Linked DNA regions of Homo sapiens: region 1 is linked to region 2. Evidence: read pairs that join two places in POLR2A ChIA-PET (ENCODE). Cell type or tissue: GM12878. All regions are shown on one strand. Links, peaks and the distances in the headings refer to the core of each region. The heading gives the core; the rest is flanking DNA. Region 1 overlaps CREB5 (cAMP responsive element binding protein 5). Region 2 overlaps CREB5 (cAMP responsive element binding protein 5).

Region 1 (10,168 bases), core at 1,315-6,314, 100 kb before region 2:
TAAAACCACACCATCCAGATTTCATTTGAGAGTAAAAACCAGGCAGGACTAAAAATGGTCTGAAAGACTGTCTCAAGAACAAGGCAGTGACTTTCTCTACTACCTGTCTTTTCTCTATTATCTGTGAGGACGGGATCTGAAATATTATTTAAAGTTAAAATAAATAACCTTTTTTGTCAAATAGAGAAACGGGTGATGTTTTCACTCTAGAAGGTGTACCTTTGCCTAGGATCTGTCTGTAATACATTATCTTTCCAGATGGATATATATGAGTGTGTTTGGAGGTGACGAGAAGTGAATTGAGTCTGGAAGTATGTTCTTTGAGGTTTGACTGGCAAAACTTGACCAATCATAACCAAAAAAATTCATGCATGCAACACAGAGGGCTCTAGAGCACCACACATTTGATTTAAGATGATATTTAGTCTGTGCTGTATTTAAGATGGGGAATAACAATGTCTAAATAGAAATCCTGAATGCACCTACTGCATGTGTTGTTTGGCCTCACCCACAGGTTTCCTCTCCAGCTGTTTGCATGCGATTTTATATCAGAATTCAGGTCTCTTTTTATTCTTTTATTACACTGAGGAGCTCCTGTGTTGCAGGCATGATTTCTCCAATAGAACACATTTCAGCCAGTTTTATGCAGTCCTCTCTCTGTTGGCTTCCTAAGGGGGAAAAATACATGCAACAACAACAACAACAAAATTTTTGTTTTTGTTTGAATTAGCTGACTATTAGAAGAAATACATGTAATCTCTATTTGCCAGATCTGGTAGGACCATTTCACTTTATCAAAACAAGATCTTCTCCTTTAAGTAAGTTGGCTTCTGACTGGCCAGGTATTAATTCATGCATCAGACAGTAGAAGGCATTGGGATAAAGTCCGTTTCCACCAGGGTATCTAGCTATGGTGTGGTGCACCATCATGAAGGGTCTGATTTGCCTCACTGCAATGACAACATTGTGCAGAAAAACACTGACTCCTAGGAGGAGAAACAATATTATAGGCTCAAGCTTCTAAAATCATATCAGGGAATGATCCTGTGTCGAAGGTGACTGTCAGAACGCTGGGGGCCTCCAGGGTCATTTTCTAAACTACAGCATGACAAAATGTTCTCTTTGTCTATTCTCTGCATTTTCCTTCAGGTAGTGTTTCCCTAGATTCATTCTTTAACATCCATTTCAACTACTCTGCCTTGATGAATAATCCTGCAGTAACAAGTCACAAATGTGTACACAGCAGAGCAGAGATATTTTTCCATAAGGAAAATAGATTTTTATATCAAATCTTAGAAGAAACAATTAGCAAAACAAAAGGGGGGAAGAAGAGTTGAAATTAGATTGATGGCATAACAAGCTCTGTCCATTCGTGGCTCTGCAACAATGAGCAGCCTGAGACTGGAGGAGGGACGCAATTCCCAGAGAGCTGCCTTGAGCTTATTGTGCTTCTCTGCCTCAGTTTCTTCATTTGTGATGAGAATGTCGGGCTCACCCAGCACTGTCCGGTAGTGAGAGCTGCAAATGTGAGCTGCACATTTCATTTTAAACGTTTTAGTAGCCACATTAAAAAGGTTAAAAAGAAACAGGTGAAGTCATTTTAATAACACTTTGATTTAACCTGATATATCCAAAATATTATCATTTAAACATATAATCCATATAAAAATGTTAATGTACTACTTTACATTCTCTCTTTCTCTCTCTTTTTTTTTTTTTGGTACTAAATCTTTGAAATCCAGTGTGTATTTCACAACTACAACATATCTCAATTTGGACTAGCCACATTTCAAGTGCTCAATATCCACGTGTGGTCGGTGACTATGGTATCAGACAACACAGGGTAAATCAGTGGTTTATGATCCTGGCAGCCCAGTAGTACCACCTGTGGAACTTATTAAAAAACACTGATACCCTTCCACTCTGACATTCTGATTTAATTGGTTTGGGGTGAAGGCCTGAGCCTCTGTATATTTTAAAAGCTCCACAAGTGTTTCCAATGTGTAGCAGAGGTTGAGAACCACGGTTCTAACTGATCTCTAAGGAATCTTCTACTCTAATATTCTATGATTCTATTTCAGGAAAGGGATTGCAGTAAAGCGTTCATTCAGAGTTCAAGGGCAGCAAGCAGTTGTTACAAGCATGCTGCACCCTGCAACACATATTTAAGAAAATATAACTGATAAAGATTAAAATTTACAGAATGAATAACTTAGACAATAATTCTTTGCACCACAAATGGGCTCTGTTTTGTGTAACTTTCAAACGTGGGTGTTTTAAATGGTCTGCTTCACTAGAAATCTTAATTTAGGATTTGATTTACATGTAACCTCGTAGAAACCCTCTGTTTCGGAAAAGGTCAGGATTCTCACATTTCAGTTACAGTATTTTGCCAGCTTACTCTTTTGCCCCAGATACTTGCCTTTAGTTGTTTGGGGAGGGAAATTTTTACTCCAGTTGAGACATCTGGATCCCCCAGAATTTTCTTCCTTCCAAGCTTTTAACAAACTTGTGTTATTGCCTAGACCAGATTTTCTCATGTCAAGATGTTAGTTATAACCTCCTAGACTTAAGGTATTCATTTTTATTTGTCACCTTTTAAAATATTAGAAGAATCAATGTTTTTCAATGCACATCAGAATGCTTTATTTTAATATACCTGTTTTTTATAATACACCAGTCTGTGCATTCACTAAAGGATGCAAAAAGTATAAAATAAAAAATAATTTCCAAACTCCTCACGCACCTTCTTGTGAAGTCTACAGACAGAATTGTTTGTGGAGGGGAGGAGAGACCTTGGTGTCAGCCTCTTGTGACTTCATGCTGCAGAGAGCCTCTGCATCCCCAAATTCATGAGTCATTTCACTCTGACCCTCTCTCTCCTTATCCCCTGCAGAGCCATCTATGTCCAAATACATGTCTATTCAACCATATCGCCTTTAAAGCATGACTATAAACTAGTTTTAAATATAAAATTACATGTTTTTCTACATTTTGTGGTGATATTTGTGTTTTCTGTAATGTCATTCATTGGAAGAATGTTAGCTTTCATTTATTAACACATATCTCTAATCCCCATTTTATAGATGGGAAAACTAAGAGATTGCCAAGGCTAGGCATCCTGCTCATTGATTAGATGGGTGGTCGGTATGAGAAAAGAGCTCACATTTATTAGTGCCATGTATTCCAGATATTCCAGATAGAAGCACTGCTTTGGGTTGCTTCCAGGTAGGGATTTTCCAATTGCTTGTACTATTGCGCTTGTCTTTGTATTTATAAATAACATTCTTTCGGGTGCTTTCCCATGCATTATTTGCAGTTAAATGGTTTCCTTGCTAATACCTCTTACTTTCCAGCTTCAGGCTACATGTAGCTGGATTGATTAGTAAATACATAAGGATATATTAACTTCTTAACATGGAATCTGTTTTAAAAGTTGCATGGAGACATCTGTTGCAAACCTGTGTGTTTGGTAGTATCCAGGGAAACTTTCTCTCAGGCTACTTTGTGATTGACTGTTAAAAGTATTGTGTGGAGAGACAATGAGATTAATGATGTAAGTTACTCATCTGTTTTGGGGATTGAAGGCAAAGGTCTGTACAGATTCATTTGTTGAGCAAGATAGACTCTAGCCCTACCTCCTAAATTATCTTTTATAAAACACTTTAGCCCTTGTCGTGCCAATGTACTGTCTTCACACTTGGTCTGGAGCCATCTGTGTTTAAGTATTTGGTTTTTGTTTTCTCCTAACAATGGTGATACGTTGGCTTGGCCATTTGCAGTCTCTGTCTGCATTTCTGTGTCTTTGATGGGTGAGCTGTTGATTAATAGTGCAATTTTCGACCAGTGCCAGGGGGCGATTATTTTGGATTCTTTCCTCCAAGCATCATGCTAAATTTAAAGCAATTTTAATATTCATACATATACATGCTTATGGTGTTTATGCTTATATGAAAATAAATATGTATATAAATAAAAACCTGGGCCAGTGAGGACCAGAATGTTAGTAGGGCATACACTTGCAAATGTGCTTATCATTTTTTTTAGGATGCCCATGGACACATTGTAACTCCTATTGGCCAAATATCTATTTGTAACATTGATTCAGATACATATTGTTGATTAAAAGATATTGTGAGATTAAAAAAATTGAAACCATATTTAAGACACTCCTTTTTTCTGAGAAGGCCTGTCTAAGCACACATTGTTTACAATTTTGTCTTCCAGTTTTGCAAAATCGGATGACTAACAACCACCATTCTCAGGGTTGTGCTGTGTTGACGTCATCAAAGATGAGGGTGCAGTGTTTTGGCACCATGAAGCAGCATGTAATTTGAAATTGTACTTTTTGCTAAACACCAATGCTGATCTCCAAACCATTCAAACACTAAAAAACCAAAACAAAACAGTAATGTCTGCTGATTGGATGGAGGCAGCATGGGCAAAGTACAATTTTTTTTTTTTTTTCATATGCTTTGGAAGCACTTACAAAAATCAGGGAGAAAAAGAGTACATATAATTACTTGACATGCCCTTTGGAAGGGACATTCTTAAGACAGACAGGTTGAGTCTTTAACCTAAAGTTCATTTTTATCCTTTCCAGGAAATGTGCTTTCTTTCTTTTTTCCCTTTTTTAAGCACAAACGTGGTTGTATCTTTAAAAGGAAGGCTTAAGAGTAAATCATGTGGCTGCTTTATCTTTATTTAACATTTAGAAGATATTTTAGGAGATCTATTTAGAAAGTCTTATATTCCTTCACATAGTTGTAGTTATTTAATGCTTGTTTAAAAACATAGGGGGTTCTGGAGATTGGTTGCACAACAGTGTGAATATACTTAGCACTACTGAACTGTATACTTAAAAATGGTTAAGGTGAGGCCGGGCATGGTGGCTCATGCCTGTAATCCCAGCACTTTGGGAGGCCAAGGCAGGAGGATCACTTGAGGTCAGGAGTTCAAGACCAGCCTGGCCAATATGGTGAAACCCCTTCTCTACTAAAAATACAAAAAATTAGCCGGGCATGGTGGCACACACCTGTAGTCCCAGCTACTCGGGAGGCTGGGACAGGAGTATCGCTTGAAGGCAGGAGGCAGAGTTTGCAGTGAGCTGAGATCGCACCATTGCACTCTAGCCTGTGCTTTGCAGCAAGACTCCATCTCAAAAAAAAAAAAAAAAAAAAAAGGTTAGGGTGGCAAGTTTTATGTTATATATATTTTACCACAGTTATAAGAAATGGGGAAAAAGTTTGCTTGTACCCATTCCCCAGATGGGGGAAAATAGAGTGTACAGACCATTTGTTTCAAGTTAGATGCATCCACTTTAATTTTTTTTTAATTTGCATTCACTTATTTTTATTTCAATAGCTTTAGGGGTACAAGTGGTTTTGGTTACATAGATGAATTATGTAGCAGTGAAGTCTGGGCTTTTAGTGCATCTGTCACTGGAATACTGTACATTGCACCCACTAGGTGATTCCTATTCCTCCCCCTTTCCCAACTTTCTCCCTTCTGAGTCTCCAATGTCCATTATACCACTCTGTCTGCCTTTACATACCCCATAGCATAGCTTCCACTTATAAATGAGAACATCCAGAAATTTGGTTTTCCATTTCTGAGTTACTTCACCTAGGATAATGGCCTCAGTTCCATCCAAGGTGCTACAAAAACATGATTTCATTCTTTTTTATGGCTGAGTAGTATTTCATGGTATACATATACCACATTTAAAAAATGTTTTATTTCCATAGGTTTTGGGGGAGCAGGTGGTATTTGGTTATGTAAGTAAGTTCTTTAATGGTGATTTGTGAGATTTTGGGGATGCATCCACTTTACTGTCATAATGGGAAGGTCAAAAATCTAAACAGGACTTTTGCACTTTGGGATAATGTAGACAGACGACATTGGTATGTGTGTGATGTGATTTTGACACATAGGAGAATCCAGGGTAGCTAAAAGCTAGGCACGTAACACTGCATGCCTCTTTTCTGGCTTGGATCTGGGTGAGCCCTGTGTGTAGAAAGCTGTATCATTCCATTTGAAAATGCATTTGACCTTATTTGAGCAGTTTTTAAGAAATTTACTTGATAGCCTTTAGCACCATATATATATACATACACACACACTATATATATATATACCATATATATATATATACACACACCATATATATAGTGTGCATATATATATACACACACACACACTCTCTCTCTCTATATATACCATATATATGGTATATATATAAAATACCATATATATAGAGAGAGTGTGTATGTGTGTGTATGTGTATATATATATATACTCAACTGAGATCAACGAAAAAGTCAGGCAAGAAGCCTTGTAGTTTATGTCAGGGAATGTAAACCCACACTTCACAGTAACACTGACCAATGAGAAGTTGCTTTGCGGGGGACAACCTGGGAGTTGAAAATTTTGGAGACAGATCACAGGGGGAATGGTGGAGGAAATTAGAGATATTTGACTCAGAAAGGAGGAGGCCCAGGCTTGTGCATAATATCAAGGAACATTCTGTGGACAAGAGGATACTATTTCTGACTTATTCTCTGTGCTTCGGGGAAAAACAGAGAAAATTGCAGGAAGGAGATGGTTTGCTGTGTGGAGAGATGGAGTGTGCTGTGTTTGCTCTTTTGGCTCCAAAGAGGGAAGAATTTTGGAACAAGTAGACCTATACATCAATGGAAAGGACTGTCTCAGAAATTAGTGACCTCCCTGGCATGGGGTGTCAGAATTATTATAGGAAGAGTTTCTAGAAGCAGTAAGAAGGAGGGCTGGACCAGTTGCTCCTGGCTTTTTTTGGATTATGAACACTTTAAACAATTAGGTAAAAGCTATGAGCCAGTTTTCATAAAAATAACATATAGGCAAATATTCATGAGAAGGTTCATGGACCCAGAAGCCATGGACTCCAGAATGAAAAAATGTCTGGGCTCAATAATGATGCTTAACAATGCTATGGTTATATGGACACATAAACTTAAAATTGCTGCGGTTGAATGAATATGATCAGTTTCATGTGGTTCATCCTACATGTGTTGGTGCATACATTACATGTATTAAGCTGTGAAAGTAACCAGAGCTAATGAACTTCCGGTGAAGTGTATAATCCGGAATGGAAATTCACATTCATTGGATTCTCATTTATGTTTCTCTATGAGAGTAACTGCCTGTTTGCCCAATAGCCCATACCTAGACAACCACTGATTAATAACACCTTACATTGTTTAGGAGTTTCAAAGTAATTTAATAGAAATTATCTTATTAGGGTGATATAACAACTCAGTGAAATATGAAGGATAGATATTATCCTTCCCATTTTAGTGGATGCAGAAACTAAGAATCCCAGGGCTTAAGTGGTATGTGCAGTCCCAGCTAAAGTAAGTGCCAGACATATAACTGGAATTCAGGTATCCTTCCCTCCCTTCTTCCTTTTCTCCTGCTTCTCTTTGTCCATCCTCTCTGCCTCCATGCTAGCCACATACACTTATGGAACCAAGTGTGCTCTTTGTTACTAAGAAGCAGCAACAACCACAAATAAACCAAGCAACTCCTTTCCAACACAAATATCAGCACCCTGTCTGAGCCTAAATTCCTTTCCTTCCTTCATCCCTTCCTTCATTAAATATTAACTGAGCATCTATTATGTGCTGGGTACCAGGGATACATGATCAAAATCAGACACAGTCCCACTCCTCATAGAACTTGTACCAGGTAAGTCACTGCAATTTAGTGTTTCAGGAGGAGGGTGAGGGGGTGCAAGCCTGGAGACAGAAAACCCAGTTAGGGGCTATTGTGGTTATCCAGACAAGAGATGATGGGGGCTTGAGTTATGATGGTGCCAGATTCAAAAGCCATGTAAGAGGCAAGAGCAGTATGACTTGGGGATTGATTAACTGGAAGATGAGGGGTCCAGAGAGTGGGGAAGATGGAGTCAGGATAAGCCTGACCCAGTAAGAAAGTCTGGGTCATCCTTTGTGGTGCTGAATTGGGGGATGGTGAATTGGGGGATGGATTCTGGCCCAGTGCCCACAGGCTTGTGTCTGCATCCTGAGAACAGAAAATGGCTGTGAACAAAAATGCCAAGAGCAACTGTAACTGAAAGGTACAGTGCATTATTGGGTTCCGTGGCAGTACAGCTTTGGTAACTTCTCCCAGAGAGTGGCTCCACAGGGAGAAAGGCACCCCCTCCTCCCAGGGCGACCACATCTCTGGCACTCAGTGGGTCTAGGGCATGGCCAGGAGTGTTAGCTTCCTGAGGCTGCTGTAGCAAAGTAGCACAAACTCGGGGGCTTAAACAACAGACACTTATTCTCTCACAGTTCTGGAGGCTGCGAGTCAGAAATCTAGGTATTGGCAGGGTTGGTTCCTTCCCAGGGCCTGTGAGGAAGAATCTGTTCCAGGCCTCCCTCCTTCTTCTGTCTTCTCTGTGACTTCACATGGTCTTCCCTTCGCATATCTGTCTCCAAGTTCCTCTTTTCATAAGGATGTCAGTCATATTACATGAGAGCCCACACTAATGACCTCATTTTAACTTAATTACCTCTACAAATACTTTATCTTCAAAGAAAGTCCCTTTCTGAGGTACTGGGAGTTTGGACTCCAACATATCTCCTTTCAGGAAAACACAATTCAAACCACTACAGCAGGTGTGTCCAGCAAGAAGGCAGCACCCAGGTCAGGTAATAATGGGACTCTAGGAGAACAAGCAGATTGGGAGTGATATGTTTTCTAATCAGACTTTTTTTAGCACATGCTGAAAATAAACCTCAGATAGATCCCTGGAAAAACCTGGAACAAGTCTTCGGAGATGGGGATCCATATGTTAATTACCAACTATGGACATAGCCAGCAAAACACAGCAAAACAAGCCTACTCTTAAAAATAGATACATACATGTTGCACTGACTGACAAATTTTTGCTAATGTAGGCATTACCCTTGGTTTGGCCTTGAATTTGTCACCAGGATTTGTAAAAGAGCAACGCTGAAAGGTTAACACCAACTTTTAACCATGAGAAGAAAGAATTAAATACAACTATAGTTTGCCACTCTGGCAGCCTTAACAATTATTGTTTTGATGTGCTAACATTTACTGACAAGGACAAAAATCACCCATTCCCATAAACACACACACACTAAGCTAAGTATAAATGTTTCAGTGTGGGAAGGAAAAAAATTCTGATTTTCTGGTTGTTGATGGATAATTTATGTCTATGTGCTTCCTTTGCTTTGCACAATGAAAAGACAAAATTCTGCATTTTAGAAACACATCATAATAAAAAGACAACTCAGTTTAAAATGGGCAAAGATCCGACTAGACAGTTCTTAAAAAAATTTTTATTTTAGGCTCATGGGTACATGTGTGGGTTTGTTAGATAGGTAAATTCAATGTCTTGGGGGTTTGTTGTACAGATTGTTTTGTCACAGAAAATTTTTAAAAGAAAATATACAAATGGCCAGTAAGCACATGAAAATATGTCCAACATCACTACCTATCAGGGTTACTTGTAATGGCCAAAAATGTGGAAATAACTCAAAGCCCATCAACTGTTGAGTAGATAAGCAAAATATGGTGCATCCATATATTGAAAAATTACTTGGTTGTAAAAAAAAAACTACTGAAATATACTATAACATGAATGAACCTTGAAAACATGCTCAGAAAAGGAATCCAGCCATAAAGGACCATATATTATATAATTCCATACATAGGAAATGTCCAGAATAGGCAAATCCGTAGAGACAGAAGGTAGATTCATGATTGCCTAGGACTGGGGGTGGGGTGGGGAGTTCAGGGGTGACCATTGAAGAGTATGTAATTTCTTTTGGGGGTGATGAAAATGTTCTAAAATTATAGTGATGGTTGCACAAATCTGAATATTCTAATGTCATTAGATTGCATGCTTTAAGTGAGTGAATTGTATGGTATGTGAATTAGGTCTCAATAAAGCTGTTAAGAAAAGATAACACATCATGGAAGAAAACATGGGCTGCTAAATTCAGTTAGAATACATGCCAAATAGGGCATGTTGATCCAACAGCTTCTCTGCATATTTGGGATGAGTAGCTGTTGATAGGGCATTTCAGACCTCAGTCTTACAGCATTTATCATATGTATCTCCAGCTTGCACCTCTCTCCTTGGCAATGGCCTTCA
Region 2 (10,168 bases), core at 2,986-7,985:
GGCTGATTGACTACAGGTGATGCAGCACTGGGCATTTTTGAATCACAGCCTCTCTCAAAGAAGTCGTCCCCTTCCTGCCTTCTCCCAGCATGATTTGTTATGCACAGAGCTTAGGAACTTTCCCAGAGGATTTATGAACATAAGGTTATTGCTGAATTTGTTGGCATGGTTGGCCCAGGCATTCCTGTCCATTGCTCTCTAACCAGAGCAACAAGCCTTTGGATAAGGAAGCCTGGGCTTCTCAGTGCTCTAGAATGTGGTGGGCATGCGAGTCCCACCCTTGTAACCCCACTTGGTTGGTCTCCAAATGGCTAGAGGGAAACAAGATGGCCCAGAATTCTGGCAACCCCTTTCTCAGTGTGTCGTGCCCAAGAGCTCTTCCCCATGCTGCCAGGCCACCTGAAAGTGGCCTCCAAACACTTCCTGTGCGATCCACACTCCCCCCATGTGGATTGTGAGGATGTGACTTGGAGTGTGGTCTGAACTCAGGACGAGGGCAAGAAGTCAGCTCCATTCCATCGCTCTCTAAAAGTCACACATGACTTTATTTTCTCACTGGTAAAATGGGCCTTTTGACAACTTTGAAGTTCTAAACACAGGAAGTTAGAATACATCAAGATCTGAAGAATTGACATTAAAACTGGTTCCTAGGTAGGGGTTGTTAGATTCATACATCACTAGAGCATCTCACTTTGAACATTCTTTCTGATGTTGACTACAAGAAGTGTCCAAAAAGCGAGCAGGAAACAGGAATCCAAACTCCACGTTCACAGAGACAATTACACCGTTGTGACATTGCTGCCTGGAAGAGGCGTCTTTTTCCTGCATGTCAGCAGTAAGGAAATAATTCCTTGATCCAGATCTCTGCTAGATTTTTTTCTTTATTTGTATTACAACAATACATGTGTATATGTTTTAGGCACATGTATTACAACATACATGTGTATATGTTTTAGGCAAAGTTGGGAATTCAGACTTTGGGAACAATTTCATGCCAATTTCTGGGAAGTTCTGGCAGACATTCTGATTATACCTAAATTGCTTATAATGTTCAATCCAACACCAGCTTTAACAGATAATTGCTATCAAAGTATAACTACCTGCTGCCCTTTGATTTTGAAGATGGCGTCACTGATTTACCCATAAGCTGGAGGTGAACTTAGAGTTGATTTACCCTTGGTGGTAATGGGTTTGCACAAATCTAAACACACGTGCCCTCCCATAGACTTCCTTGCAACCAGAGGCACATATTGTAAGACAGCTGGCCAGGGCCAGGGGTGCAGTCTGTGATGGTGGGAGAGAGGCACTACTTTGACCTCATTAAAGTAGTCCTTCTAATTGAATGCGACAGTCATAGACCACAACTGCTCAGTGCTGCACTTATACAATGTACTGGTGTATTTCGCAGGAAAAACATCTGTTAATAACACTGACGGAATATTCCCAGCATTATTTTCTCTTCTATTTTACATTTTGCTCTTCTTAAATTTGATTGCTTTTTGGCAAAATCTCAGGATGCCAAACAAACATAACCAAATCACGTAACAGTGGTTTGTTGTTATAAAAAAGCATTGAGAGCTCACATATGTGCATTAAACCAAACTGAAAATGGACAAGAACTCATAAAGAAGGACATGTGTGTCTCTGATTTTTGCACATGAGTTGGTGTTAGAAGGGAAAATAGGAATGGTGCTTTGGTGTGTGCTAGGAATGGCTTGAAAGGAACTGATCCACTAAAATACTTTGTTTAGTTGCATCGTGGTATGGGTTCAGCTCATCCGCCTGGATTACTGGCTTTTCATCAAAGGCTAAGTAGGTACTACTTCAATAGAGCCGTGTTCCTTCAGTATGAACTAGCTGACTCAGGTCAGTTTTTAAACATCAGTTTATAACTTGCTATGCTCACACACTTATGCCAACTTCCTCCTTCGTAGTTGTCTCCGCATCCTCCTGCCTCAGGCTTTTGGGAGGCCTCTTCCCTTTCACATTTGTCACTGAGACCATTTGACATATTAGCCAGTTGGGGCATGAGGTCCAAACAAGAATTACTCATATTTGCATTCTCCTTTCCTATCCGTGGAAAAGAAGAGACCAAGTCTGATTTCTGAAGTGATCCCCACTTCCTGCAACTCCCTGGCAGAGGTAACTTGCTCCTAGGGCCAAATCCCCTTCCCAACGGCTGTTTGGTGATTCTGTGTCACTGGGCTGACTGTAAAATCAGGCATATCCTTTTAATTACCTGTTCATATTTCAGCAATGCCGAGCTCTGTGGCACAGAGAGAGGGGATAAACCTTCATTGTAAAGGATTTTTAGAAAGACTATCTCTGAGATAAGAGTTCTAAATCTTGGCAGTCTCTTCAGAGCACACACTTTGTGATTGCACACAAATTCTTGGCTCCCCAGAGCCGTGTTGTAAATGGAGCACAGTGTACAGGGTTGGGTAATAAGATACTGCAGATACATTTTAGAGCAAGGTGCACTTTTGCTTTATTTATGAAGATAGACAGGCTGGTTGAGGGCTTAATCACAGCTGATAAATCATTTTAAGAAAGCCTATTAGAACCATATGCTGATTTTTTTGCATTAATATAGTGTGTCTGTTTCCAGTCTAATAAGACAGGGTTTTTTTCTCCTGTGCTCTGGGTCTCTCCAGTGTAGACTATTTATCTGTTTAAGTGGTATCACTTGTGTGGGGGCAGTCTCTCCTTAAGAGGTACCATTAATAAAGGCAAAAGAAAAGGGGGAGGCAAAAATGAGCCAAGGCACCCATTGCACAGTGCATGTGTGTGTGTGGGCATGCAAGTGTGCCTGTGCACGTGTGTATAAGTGTGTGTGTGTGTTTATGGTATTACAAAGGAAAGAGTAAAAAAGCTGAGAACAGGAAACATCTCAATTAGAGTTTCGGAAGGCCGTGGATTGGTCTTCACTTGGCATAAGGTAGTCATTTCAGCCCAGGTGGTTATAATACTGTAGGAAAAGATTATCTGAAGTTGGAAGAGGGTGTGCACTGACATTTTGGTTACCTCACTTCTCCCCAGGCTCGCGGAGGTCTGCCCCAAGAACAGGTCCCAAGGCTCTTTAATGAGAGCCACATTGGAGCTCCGACTCTGAGCCAAGCTCTGTTTATCACTAATTGCAGGGGTGCCTTGCAGATCTTTTCTATTATTTCCTGATTATACCCCTGCTCTTTTTATTATCTTGCCAAAATTCAAACAGTAATAATTGCATGATTTATTGTTTATTTATAACCCTTCTACTGCTTCAATCCCTGTATTTAATAGATTTTAAAACAGCAAATAGCTCTTACTAACCTTCTACAGGGAAGTCATGTATATGCCAATCTTACTTGGCATTCTTCAAACCACTTCCATGGTACTTCTGCACAATACGGTGTCTCTGACCAGATACAGAAGGGCTGTTTTTAAGTGCACAGAGAGTTTGTGTGCCAGGAGAATGTGTTAGGAAAGGATATTAATTTATCCTATAGGATTACGTTGAGTTATGTTAATATGACTTCTAGTCTTTCCAACTCACACTTTCCAAGAGAGAGATAAATGAAAAGCCTGTTTTATACACATTTAGACATAGTGGGGAAATATAACATCACATTATTAAAATTGAGATTATAAACTAGTAATAATAAAATTCACCATCATTCCTTGGGCTCCTACTATTTGTCAGGTGCCGTTCTAGAAGTTTTGTTTATATTATCCCCGTTCATCATAGCAATCCTAGAAGATAGATGTTTTTGCCCCCATTTTACACAATGAGAAGTTAAAGCTTAAGAGTTTAAATAATTTGCTGAAAGTCATGAAGCTAGTAAGTTGCAGATTGAGTATATAGGACTGTCTGCTGGGAAATTAGTGTGTTTCCCGCTACTTCAGATGCTTCTTCCTGTCTTTCGTTGTGTGCATATGCATTTTAATATAATTTACTTGAAAAAATGTCCGGTGGAAGCTTTTGCAGAACATCAAGCCATGCTTGACCTTGACAAACACATGAAAATATCTTGACTGCACTGACTATATCCTGCTCTTTGTTTTTTTTTTTTTTTTTTTTTCTGAGGTGGAGTCTCACTCCGTCGCCCAGCCTGGAGTGCAATGGCACAATCTCTGCTGACCACAACCTCCGCCTCCCAGGTTCAAGCAATCCTCTTGCCTCAGCCTCCCAAGTAGCTGGGATTATAGGCATGTGCCACCATGCCCGGCTAATTTTTTTGTATTTTTAGTAGAGATGGGGTGTCACCATGTCGGCCAGGCTGGTCTCGAACTCCTGACCTCAAGTGATCCGCCTGCCTCAGCCTCCCAAAGTGCTGGGATTACAGGTGTGAGGCCACCGTGCCTGGCTATACCTTGTCTTTTAAAAGTCCTTCGTAAGGCTTCTGTTGAGCTTCGTCTTAGCTCTGGATTTGCCCACATTCTGCAGATGTGGCTAGAGACAGCGTGGCTGGCCCTGAAACCTAGCAATGAAAGGTAGCTTGCTCTTTCTTCGTAATGCACTTTTCAATGCCACCAAAGGCATGTAACCCACCACGACTGCTCTGCTCACCAAGATGCGTAATTCCAGTTCCCAACCAAGCATGGGAATCCTCTCATCTCCAGAGTTCTGTGAGAGACATCCACTCGCTGTGAGGTGTTTTGTTCTGTGCCTGGTTGTACAGACTGCCACCATCCTAGAGTAAAATGAACATTTGGTGAGTGAAGAGGTATTTGGAACCTATATTAGATTCTAAAAGACCAATGTCTGCTTGAATGACTGCCTTGAGGAAAGCACGCTTGGGTGAGCACTGCCCTGGGTCTCTTAGGGCATAACCTTGGGATTCAGGGAGTTGCTATGCCATCACTTTTGGGTGTCATAGGAGTTTTGGCAGTGGGATAAAGATTAATTACTGGTATATAAGCCGTGCTATGTATTAATTTGTTTAAATGTTGGCTCTTAAAGGAAACTGCCACACACCCTCCCTATACCTATGCCCAGCTTCTACCACTGGGAATACTCCCATTATGTTCTCCCAATTCAATCGAAAAACGTTTATTGAGGTCTTAATGTGTCCCAGGTGCTGTGCTAGTTGGGTCAGGAGCCAAGGCTACATTCTATTAGAGGAACTGCTAGTGATATAAAGGAAAGTTTGGCTTTTTTGATGGGTCCTAAACTCTTCTGGGATCGTGTGTACAGTAGAAACAGCATTGGTGGTGGCTACTCAGTTTAGCTGGGTATTCTTCATGCTCTGACCCCAACTTAATTTTCCAGTTTTCTTTCTCATTTGTCTCTCATGTCTTTTCTGCTCAGGAAAATGAAATAAGCCATCCTCCCTGAAACTGCTCTGTGGCTTCACCACCTTGCTGTGCTTGCCCATGCAGTTATTTCCTCTTGCAAGGTCTTCTTCCCTCATCTTTGACCGAATCTAATCCACGCATGAAAGCTCATGTCAGCTGCCACCTCCATGAAGCCTTCTCTGATCTCCCCTCACCTGATGCAATCTTGATCTTTCCTGAATTCCTGCAGTGCTTTTTCAGCACTGCTTATGGCACACCTCACCTCCTACCTTGTGTTTTGATATTTGCTGAAACTGCCTCCTGGGACTGTGAGCCATGTTATCACAGGGCTCTGCCTGTCTCCACCTGTCATTCTCAGCACCATTGCCTTACACGTGGAAGGAGCTCTGTGAAGAATTACTGGAATGAGTGAATGAATGAACATGTAATAGTGAATGAATGTCCTCACTGAACAAGATTACATCACTTGGTTTATCTGAGACAAGGAAGACTGAAGTGCTTTCTACCTCTGAAGTAAGATGTCTCTTAGACAGCTTTAGTATACACTTCCTTTTAAAGAAATTTGCTGGCTGGGTGCAGTGGCTCATGCCTGTGAGCTCAGCATTTCGGGAGTCAAAGATGGGCAGATCACTTGAGGTCAGAAGTTCAAGACTAGCCTGGCCAACATGGTGAAACCTCGCCTCTACTAAACACACACACACACACACACACACACACACACACACACACACACGGCAGATGTGGTGGCACACATCTAATCCCACCTAATCAGGAGGCTGAGGCAGGAGAATTGCTTGAACCTGGAAGTGAGCTGCAGTGAGCCGAGATCGTGTCACTGCACTCCAGCCCGGGTGACAGAGCGAGACTCTGTCTCAAAGAAAGAATGAAAAATTTGCCAATTCATGAAAGAGCTAGAATTATTGAGGATAAAAATACCTAATAACATAGTTATTGGTTAATAGCCATGCTGTGTAGAGAATCTTGAATTGAAAGCAAGAAGAATTTTAATTAGAAATGCTTCTATTCATTCAACCGTTTTTGTGAGTTTTAATTTTTCTTTTTATCTATTTAATTTTCTAATTGATACATCATATTTGTACACACTTATGTGATAGATGTGTTATTTTGATACATGCATAGAATATGTAGTGATCAAGTAGGGTTATTTAGGCTATTACCTTAAACATTTACCATTTCTTTGGAGAACATTTCAAATCTTCCAACTATTTTGAAATATACAATATATTGTTGTTAACTATAGTTACCATACTGTGCTATTAAACAGTAGAACTTATTTCTTCTATCCAACTGTGTGATTGTGCCCATTACCAACCCCTCTTCATTCCCCGAACCCCACCCCCGACCCTTCCCAGCTTCTGGTAACCATCATTCTACTCTCTACCTTCATGAGATAAACATTTTAGGCATCACAAGTGAGTGAGAACACATGATATTTATCTCTCTGTGCCTGGCTTATTTCATTTAACGTAACGACCTTCAGTTCCATCCATGTTGCTGTAAATGACAGGATTTCTTTTTTAGGGCCCAGTAGTATTCCATTGTGTATATATACCACATTTTCTTTATGCACTTATTTATTGATAGAATATTTGATTGATTCCATATCTTGGCTATTGTGAATAGTGCTGCAATAAATGTGGAAGAGCAGGTATCCCTTTGATAAACTAGTTTTATTTCCTTTGGATAAATACTCAGTAGTGAGATTGCTGGATCCTATGGTAATTATATATTTAGTTTTTTTGAGAAATCTCCATTCTGTCCTCCATAGTGGCTATGCTAGCTTACATTCCCACCAACAGTGTGTAAGAATTCTCTTTCTTCCACATCCTCACCAGCATTTATTATTATTATTATTATTTATAATAGCCATCCTAACTGAAGTAAGATGATATCTCATTGTGGTTTTGATTTGCGTTACCCTGATGATTAGTGATGGTGAGCATTTTGAAAAAAAATGTATCTGTTGGACACTTGTATGTCTTCTCATTGGCATGCAGTAAGGTACCACTCAGACCACAGGCACTTATAATAAGGTGTGACAAATATTTTGTACCATAAATATAATAGACATAAGCTAAAGATTTCCTAATCCAGTAGTGTGTGTGTATGTGTGTGTGTCTGTGTGTGTATGATGGGGAGAGTGGTAGATATCAATGGCAGGTCTTAGTTAACTAACCTAACACTCTAAGCCTCAGTCTTCTCATCTGTAAAATGGCAATAATAATTACTTAGCTCACAGGATGATGTGGTGATAAATGAAACCTCATATATAAAGTACTGTAGCTTGTATTCAGGGGTTCTCGATAATTCTAATTCTCTTTCCCTTCACTGGATGTATATCCAAGAATCAGAGACTGCTGAGATTTCAGCGCCAAATCTGGGATGGGAAATTAGGCAAATACTCTACACTCATAATGTTCCCTGGATTTTAGGTGGTGGTTGTGACTCAGAAATCCCTTTCATCACTGCAGTGAGCCCAGAGACTAAAACCTTCCAAAAGCCTTAGTCAAAACTCAGAGGTGGGTTAGTGTCTATGATCCATACTGAGCAGGAAATAATCTTTCTGTTGTTACAGGTGATTATTATATAAATCAAAAGTCCAAGGGCTTCCCCAAAGTTTTGCTTTACAACCTAGGCAATGCAGTATGCCCAGTATTTATTTTTAGGAAGGTTTGGCAGATGTTAGGTAGGCTGACTTCCAGGTCAGAAAAAAATGTTCAGAGCAATATAATAGAAGTCCCCGTGGGACAAATTGAAGTGAAACGTTATCATCTTTGGAACACATTCACCTATTCATCAGTTACTTAGCCTCTAAACTGTGGATCCTGCTTATACCATCTTACTTTGCCTTCTTTGGTGGCATTTAAGTAACTTCCTGGAAAGACGTGCTTCTTGCTGTGTCTGGCTGTTTAGGGTTACCAGAGTTTTGGTTACTACAGAACATTGTTGGGAAAGAAAAATAAATCCTTGCTTTGGGAAGATTTACCATCAAAGCAGAGTCCATGGTTTAGGCAAACTCGAACTGCCTGGAAAAAGCAGGCTGTGCAGCCACATGGACTGGCCACGCTGAGAAGCCGAAAGGCCGACTGTGCACAAAAGAGGTGCTGCCTGCCTGGTGATCCTGTCCTCCTGGGATAGGGGTCTGTGCACAGGCCCCAAACAGCTTGGAGCACAGGCACTGAATGGTATAATCATTCATTCCTGTTTTCTTTCTTTGTCAGAAATGTCACAGACCCAGGGAGGTCCTCTATCCTGTACTCATGGTATCTAATTCATCCATCTTTTATTAATCCTGTGACAGCAGGTGCTGGACACCTGGACACATACTCTACACCCCTTATGAAGAGTGAAATATTAAACCAAGGGTGGGTGGCAGAACCTTGACTTTTCCATTGTGTATCTGAGGAGGACAACTCATCAGGGAATTGGAGCTGAGACATGACATACACCCTTTAGTGAAAACCTGGTTAGTTGCAGTGAGCCATGCCTTAGCAGGCTTTTCCAACATCCAAGAAGTAGTTTGGGTCTATCATAACCACCATGACTATCACTCCTTCCTAAGCAAAAGCTGAAAGACCAACTCTTTGCCCAGTAAGAACCCATCCTGCTTTTCTTGTTGTTACTGAAGCTGAATATTCCAAGATCAGTGCCATACAACTGCTTTTATCTCAGTGCTTACCAAATGCCTTCTTTGGAACAGTACTCCTGAGAAACTTGCTGCATTGGAATTACCAATGTGACCTGGGACTGTGCTACAAATACAAATTCTGAAGCCCTATTCTGGACCAATTCACTCTGTCCAGCCTGTGGCAAGTTCCCAGATGATGCTGATGCTGCTGGTCTGGGACCACACTTTGAAGACCACTGGTCTAAAAATTCTCTTGACAGCCAGGTGCAGTGGTTCTTGCCTGTAATCCCAGTGCTGTGAGAGGCTCATGTAGGAGGATCACTTGAGGACAGGTGTTCAAGACCAACCTGGGCAATATGGTGAGACATCATCACTACAAAAAAGTTTTTAAAAAATTAGCCAGGCATGGTGGTGCATGCCTGTATTCCTAGCCATTCAGGAGGCTGAGACAGGAGGGTCTCAGCCCAGGAGTTTGAGGTTGCAGTAAGCTTTGATTGCATCATTGCACTCCAGCCTGCGTGACAGAGAGAGATCCTGTCTCAAAAAAATTCTCTTGTGAAATATACTTATTGTTTGTTTCATATTATTCCTTTCTTGAAGCCAGGATCTTGTGGAACCTACTTTGCACCACTGTAATGGAAAGAGCTTGAGCTATCCATACCTACTGGCTACGTGGCCTTACCAAGTCATTTAACTTTTTCTGAGCCGCCATGTTTATCTACCTTGCAAAGTTATAGTGAGGTTTGGGCACAATTACATGTGCGGGTCCAGCAAATTGCCTTGCACATAGAATATACTTACTAAATGGAAAGCATGTTTTGTTTAGTTCAGGCCAGAGCTATGCTGACATTTGCTGCACCCACACTTTCTTGGGATGTACTGACACTTCAAGACACTTTGAATGTACAGTCCAAAGATTTCTTGAAACTTGGGGCCCATCGCTTCTACCTGTGTGCAAGTGAGCAGATCTTCCTGACATAGGCTATCACTGAGTCGGCATTAATTGCTCTGTAATTGTCAAGGGGAATATTTCATGATGAAAGGATAGTGTTTGAAGATGCTGTGACATCCTGAATGCTTAATATTTCAATTCTCAATTATGTGAAAGCAGTTTGTAAACTTCAGTGTGCTATACAAATGAGTATGTGCTGGGTGCAGTGGCTCACGCCTGTAATCCCAACACTTTGGGAGGCTGAGGCGGGAGGATCAGCTGAGGTTGGGAGTTGGAGACCAGCCTGACCA

The links. ChIA-PET counts read pairs that join two places held together with the same protein. Peaks named below come from ENCODE experiments on the same cell type or tissue, not always from the same donor. Only the 100,000 strongest peaks of a DNase experiment are listed, where the experiment ranks them.
Region 1: POLR2A ChIA-PET joins it to region 2 with 5 read pairs; 4 of 35 experiments call an interaction of 5 or more read pairs at or near these places.

Annotation. Positions count from the first base shown.
Region 1 is chr7:28,415,648-28,425,815 of GRCh38, forward strand. The region is part of intron 1 of CREB5 (cAMP responsive element binding protein 5); the gene reads left to right. Among named protein-coding and RNA genes, the nearest start is that of CREB5, 8.2 kb to the left of the region's middle. In GM12878, for the core only: no CTCF peak of the experiment used is centred there; no DNase peak of the experiment used is centred there.
Region 2 is chr7:28,518,351-28,528,518 of GRCh38, forward strand. The region is part of intron 4 of CREB5 (cAMP responsive element binding protein 5); the gene reads left to right. Among named protein-coding and RNA genes, the nearest start is that of CREB5, 110 kb to the left of the region's middle. RefSeq lists an enhancer at 5,574-5,623. In GM12878, for the core only: no CTCF peak of the experiment used is centred there; DNase peaks (open chromatin) are centred at 5,351 and 5,641; H3K27ac peaks cover 291 bases.